2 separate regions of the Homo sapiens genome follow, and region 1 is linked to region 2. Evidence: chromatin loops called from intact Hi-C (ENCODE). Cell type or tissue: IMR-90. All regions are shown on one strand. Each heading gives the region's core, and the rest is flanking DNA. Links, peaks and the distances in the headings are about the cores only.

Region 1 (2,925 bases), core at 159-2,658, 260 kb after region 2:
CTGGGTGGGCTTTGACCTACTTCAAACATGCATACCTGAAATGCCTTGGGGATGCCCACAGATGCATCTACTCAGTGCCTGTCCACACATGAATAACCTGGAAGTGTGGAAGAATTAACACCCCAGAGGGAAAAAAATGACCAATAGATATAGAAGCCAATGGACACATTCTTCCCCCTTTCTGCTCCCAACCCTTACTCTACAGAGTCTAGAGAGATGCTTTACATGGCTACTTGAGGAGGGCTCAGCCTCACTTAACCAGCAATCAGTTTAACTCAGCAGTGACCAATATCACTATCAATATCAATAATGCCTTCTCCTCCTGTTGGCTCTCCCTTTCTTCCCTGCCTTACTCCCCTGCTCTGTCACTTCTCTTTCCTGGGATGGCACTTGCTAATAAAGCAATAGTACATAAGCCATCTGCCATTAGATTTGCTTCCTGGGAAACCCAGGTTTAGCCACCTAATTTTTATCTTAAAAATATATGTTAAATGTACTTTTCTGTCACTATCAATTCTTCCATACATAATATAAATTCAATACGATCATAGACCTTGTTTTTCTTCCTTAATTCTTTATGCTCAGTATCTAGATTAGTATCAACACATTTTCAATGCCTACAAGAGTGTATCATTGCTGCGAAGGTATGAGTCCACCTACTTACATTTTTACTAGTGTATACCTCAATATATTCATTCAGACCACACTTGGACATTCAAGTTGTTCCTAATTTTACCTATGTTAATGTGCCATGGTTAGGCAGCAAACTCCGGGCTCAAACACATGATTATTTCTATATTCTTAAAAGCGATTTATCTGAATCAAAGGTTATGCACAATTTTAGGAATATTTTACAAGCATTTGCTATCCTATTTGAATAAAAATTATGATATTCTATTCATTTTTACCTGTCAGCATTTCTTCTAGTGAACCAAGGTATTCTCATAGCATTGGCAGAGGAAAAGGCATAATCCATGTCCATCTTTTTCATCAGCTTAAAATCCATGTGCTTTTATGGGTGGCAATGAAGCGATGAGTAGCCTCAAGCCAGCAAATTTGGAGTGGGGAGAAGAATTAAACCTCAAAAATCCTTGCTGCTGAAACAATATTTTTTTCTTTTCTTCTTTTTCTTTAATAATGGTATCCCTCTTCCCACTATCCTTCCCAATTGTAATTTACTTTTCATGTCACAGAACTTAGCACCAAACAAATTACACACCTTATCCAAAGCTATTGGCTCAAAATGCTCAGACGGCTGTTTTCACTATAAACCACAGGCAAAGTGATTCCAGGGTGTTGTTTTTCTGATAGTAAAAGAAATCCTGGAAACTCTTTACAATTATTCCTGCATGGATCAATGCGGCGTAGAGCGGTAGTCCAGAGATCAGTAGGAGACGTATTTGAAGCTGAATCAATGCTGACAAAGAAATACTTGCCATTCCTCAAATACTTGAAGTACCTCATTTCCTATGAACTGGATTATCTCTTCATAAATTGTGGGCAACAGCTAAGATAAGTTTAGCCCCTGCCTTTGCTACCAAATATGGCAAGCGGATTTGTGAGTAATGGAGACAACCAAGAAATCAGTTTCAGAACCGCACCCCGCCCCCCTCAAAAAAAAAAAAAAAAGAAAAAGAAAAAGAAAGAAAACAATTTTTATGGTTTGGGAAACTAATCAGTCCCTTCTCTGCATGAAAGAAAAAGCCACACTTAGAAACCTGTTTGCTGCAATGAGTTTGAATGCCTCATACCTGGCTTGGTATTAAAACTTAATGTTGGAATTTGGAAGACTGCTTTCATCTAGTATTGAGTTAATTATTGGACAAGTACATTAAAATGGGTTGATCTCAGAAAATCAGCTAACAGCCCTTATCATACTCCTCTATATCAAAGCAATGTCACTGAGCATCACTACAAACAGTTAGAAAATTAAGGCTTTTTTTCCTCTTAAAATATTTTCTGTCTCAAAAAGTTCTTTATAATGTGTGATAAACTTCTTTAAATAAGATTTTCTCAAATTTTCTTTAAAAGTTTCAATTAAACATATGTTTTTTAATGGGGGCAACCGAACCATATCACGGATGAAAAATAAAATCACCAGGTATCCAACAGAAGGGCCAGTGGGTAAATCAGGCTGCCTGGGCTGAGTGTAAAACAGATCTGTTCATTGCAGAACTCGGGGGATTGAAATAAAACCTCCAACACATGTCATCAATACATTTCTGCTTTAATAAACACCGCTTAAATTTCCCCTGGCATTTAAAAAAATGCATATTAAAAGGAAGAACATGCACAATTCAGGCTAAGGACAAATCTTGAGCCTTCTCAAGTAGAAATGTGTTCAATTTGATAATTTTGGTGCTGTGTCTATGGAGAGAATGAAACTTTGTTCCACCCCCATCTACAAATTTTTATGCACCTATTGATAAAATCTGTAGATGTCCTTGGCCCAATAAAAAGACAAAAAGAATACTGCCTGCCTGCACAAACCATGACGCTCTCACTGCAAACCATCTCAAAGACCTCTCTCTCTCTAATCAAAACAATTCACCAAGGCTGAGTGATGATCTGAAAGAAAAAAAAAAGGAGATAAAATAACAAAGAAAATAAACCAAACTAACACATTTTTAACCTACATATGTTGAAATATAATTTCTTACAAATAAACAAACAAAAACATGATGTTTTGACTAAATGTTTTTGATTAAATGCTTACTTTAAAAATACAAAAAAGAAAGACCCAGTTATAGAATAAACATTGCCAGGAGAACAAAAGCTATACAATTTACCACAAATTTGCTCTTTCTTTCATTTTAGCATAGACATGACCTTACCTTTTATATGTTAAATGATTAAAGATTATATTATTTTTGTTTTATTTTTAATTTTGTGGGCACATAGTAGATATATATATTTATAGGATAC
Region 2 (2,925 bases), core at 157-2,656:
GAAATATTTAGTAGCATCTGTTTTACAGCATCAAGCATCACTTGAATATTTTCAAACCAAATAATATAATACTATCAAAGATATCAAATTGGCATAAAACATTCTGTTTAGAAAAACTGAAACATACAACTAGAACTCGATACTTAAAAAACAGAAACTTTGTACCTATTAATAGCTTTAATATTCCTTTTCCTCCCACTTTCTCTGTAACAAAAAGAACCCTAAAACAACACTTTACCTTTGAGTAGTTTCAAAATGCAAAGCAAGGGCATGGGCCTGTAGGTGTTAATCGCTGCTTAGTTGATGTGAGAAAATTCACACGATATTATACCGGGGTTTTAAAAATGAGTGTCCATATTTATTTTGATGAAATGCTAAAAAGCTTTATTTTTCATCTTTCCAGTGAATGCAATATTTCCTTATTTTTTCAATAAAAAATGCAGGGAATCAGCAACATTATTAAATAGATTGCAGTGCCCATTATATATCTCCAGCATTTGATTTGTTGGGGAAAAATTAAAGCTAACTGGCTTTGATGACACAGAAATTTAATACTCAAAATGAATGACATTTAATGTTTTTATAAGAAAAGATGCCTTTTTAAAAAATGTGTTTCAAAGGAGATATCTCTTCTACACAAATATACAAAAAAGGTACTAGAAAAATGGCAAAGCTGTGGAGGTGAGACCACAGAACTCCCATATACTTCCTTTGTTTTGTCATTGTTGATGTAGCCACTAGTCATTTAGATTTAAAGACTGGAACTCTGCTCAATAATCTTCCAGCTCCAACTTTCTCTTCCTAATGCCATACATATACTGACATCTACCTTTTATAGTAATTTTGTTATTTTCTTTTGTTCTTCTTTGCCTTCTTAAGAAATGTGATCTTAAAATTATTTTTTTCTGCAGACACAAGTTCTCAGTTCCTTTACTATTCTGGTAAAATATGAATTGAAATGATGGCCTGGACTAGAAATAATTATTTAAATTGCTTTAGTTTCAGAGAATTGAAAAAGATAAAGCATATTTTCATTTAAGGATAGTTCATTTTAAATAAGCTTCTTCAGGAATCTTAGTTACAACTTGCCTGACCAGTGTCCACTAGATGACACTGTTGTATAAGCACAATAATGAGTGGTGATCGCTTTGACAATAACTAATTTATCATATATATATATATTTAGATATTGTCAGCGTCTCTCTTTCTAGATGAAACTGGCTTAGCATTTTTAATTGGATATGGCTGATAGCTACAACTTCACATCATTTATGGTAAAGTTATCCTAAGAGGTTAAAATGCAATGTAAAAAAAGAAGCATGTATTTCACAGCATTCATACTTTTGCAAAAGAAAAATCTTTTCGAAATCTATATATTTCACAGTTAAAATAGATTTCATTATGAATTTTAAATTGTGCCATCTTAAATCGAGTGACAATGATTGTACTGACAACGTTGGTTATCAAGTAGTATTTTGTCAGTAATATATATATTTTTTTCTTTCTCTCTCCCCTTCCTGGCGTCCTCCCTCCCTTCTTGTCTTTTCAGTTCTCTCTTTCTTCTCTCCTTGATTTTGGATTGAGAGCCGTTCTAGTGCAGTGCCAAAATCAGGGGAAGAATCAATTGCCTTAAGCTAACAGACCCTGTGCCGCATTGTTGCCAAGCTGGGAAACTTTAGCCTGGAAAACTCACAGAAAAACAGACACAATCATGATGTGCCTGTACACATGGAGCCATATAAGGAAACTTTGACTACTTGGAACTGTATACTACAGATTTCTAGACATAGACATTTTGAGATAAAATCTACCACTTGGAAATATCATGTAGATTATTGAGATTTTCCTCAATAATAGTATTCCTTTGTAGGATTTCTTCCTTTCTCATTCTTCTATTAATGCTCAAAAATCACTGTTAAATTAAGCTTGTTTGCTGTTATTTCAATTTAAAAAGAACAGTGAAGTAAAAACATCCATGCTCCCTTCTATAGATTACATACACTAATCTCATGCTGTTTACCTGAAAAATCTTGAGGAGGAGCCAAGCCTAAAAGAGAATTACTCTAAGCACAAGGGGTGATTGAAATGTTTTATGGCATGTGGCATATCTCAGAGGGAAGTGACAGACATGTCACCTTATTTTTTATTTTTTAAGCCAGACATGCTAATGCTAGAGAAGTGGAGATGCCTTATACTTCAGTGAGAAGCCCACTGCACACAGGAATATCTACACCCCAGCAGAATATGCCACACACTTTTATTGCTGAGTTTTTGCTAGACAATGTTTTGTCAATACAACTCACAAACAGAACTCTCAGATCATGCCATTGTATTTATGGCAAGGTACAGAAAAGAGTAGAAAAGGGATTCGCATCCTCAAATTTGTTTTCAAAAACATGGACATCACGTTTAAACACCTGAACAGTCTCTTCATGGGCGGAAGGTGGGAATTCAGATCAGATGAACTTTGCATATACTTAGTTTCTCTTTTTTCATATCTCACAGTCTCTGCTTTCTTCTGCCTTCTTCTTCTTCTTTCCTCCTCCTCCTCCTCCTCCTTCTTCTTCTTCCTTCTCCTCCTCCTTATCTCTCTCTGTGTGTGTGTGTGTGTGTGTGTGTGCATGTGCGTGTGCTTATTTACCAAAAGGAAACTTTAACTGAAAGCTAAAATGTTGCAGATAGAAGAAATTTTATATGCCAGTTCTCTCGTTCTGGGCATACCATATAATCCAATTGAGTCTTAAATTTCCCAGTACCTAATTTTGCATAGGTTGTTATGAAGATTAAGTGAGATCATAATATCTGTGATATTTACATCAAGTTTTTGATATATAGTAGGTATGCAGGAAATACTACCTATGGAAGCTTCCTAAATTGATTGAGAGAGAGAGAGAGAGAACTTTCAAGGGAGGTGGGTGTTAGAAA

What was found. Hi-C counts contacts between places; a loop is a spot of excess contacts. Peaks named below come from ENCODE experiments on the same cell type or tissue, not always from the same donor. Only the 100,000 strongest peaks of a DNase experiment are listed, where the experiment ranks them.
Region 1: it touches region 2 in a loop (4-fold over the local background); 4 of 110 quality-filtered maps call a loop at or near these places.

What each region holds. Positions count from the first base shown.
Region 1 is chr1:98,208,794-98,211,718 of GRCh38, reverse strand. It overlaps LINC01776 (long intergenic non-protein coding RNA 1776), which reads right to left and starts at 1,008. Exons shown (of 3, transcript NR_046088.1): 1 at 909-1,008. The region is part of intron 1 of LOC124900404 (a long non-coding RNA gene); the gene reads right to left. In IMR-90, for the core only: no CTCF peak of the experiment used is centred there; a DNase peak (open chromatin) is centred at 1,478; H3K4me3 peaks cover 371 bases; H3K27ac peaks cover 989 bases.
Region 2 is chr1:98,466,498-98,469,422 of GRCh38, reverse strand. No RefSeq gene overlaps it. Among named protein-coding and RNA genes, the nearest start is that of SNX7-DT, 190 kb to the left of the region's middle. In IMR-90, for the core only: a CTCF peak has its summit at 1,100 (motif pointing right); a DNase peak (open chromatin) is centred at 1,122; H3K27ac peaks cover 164 bases.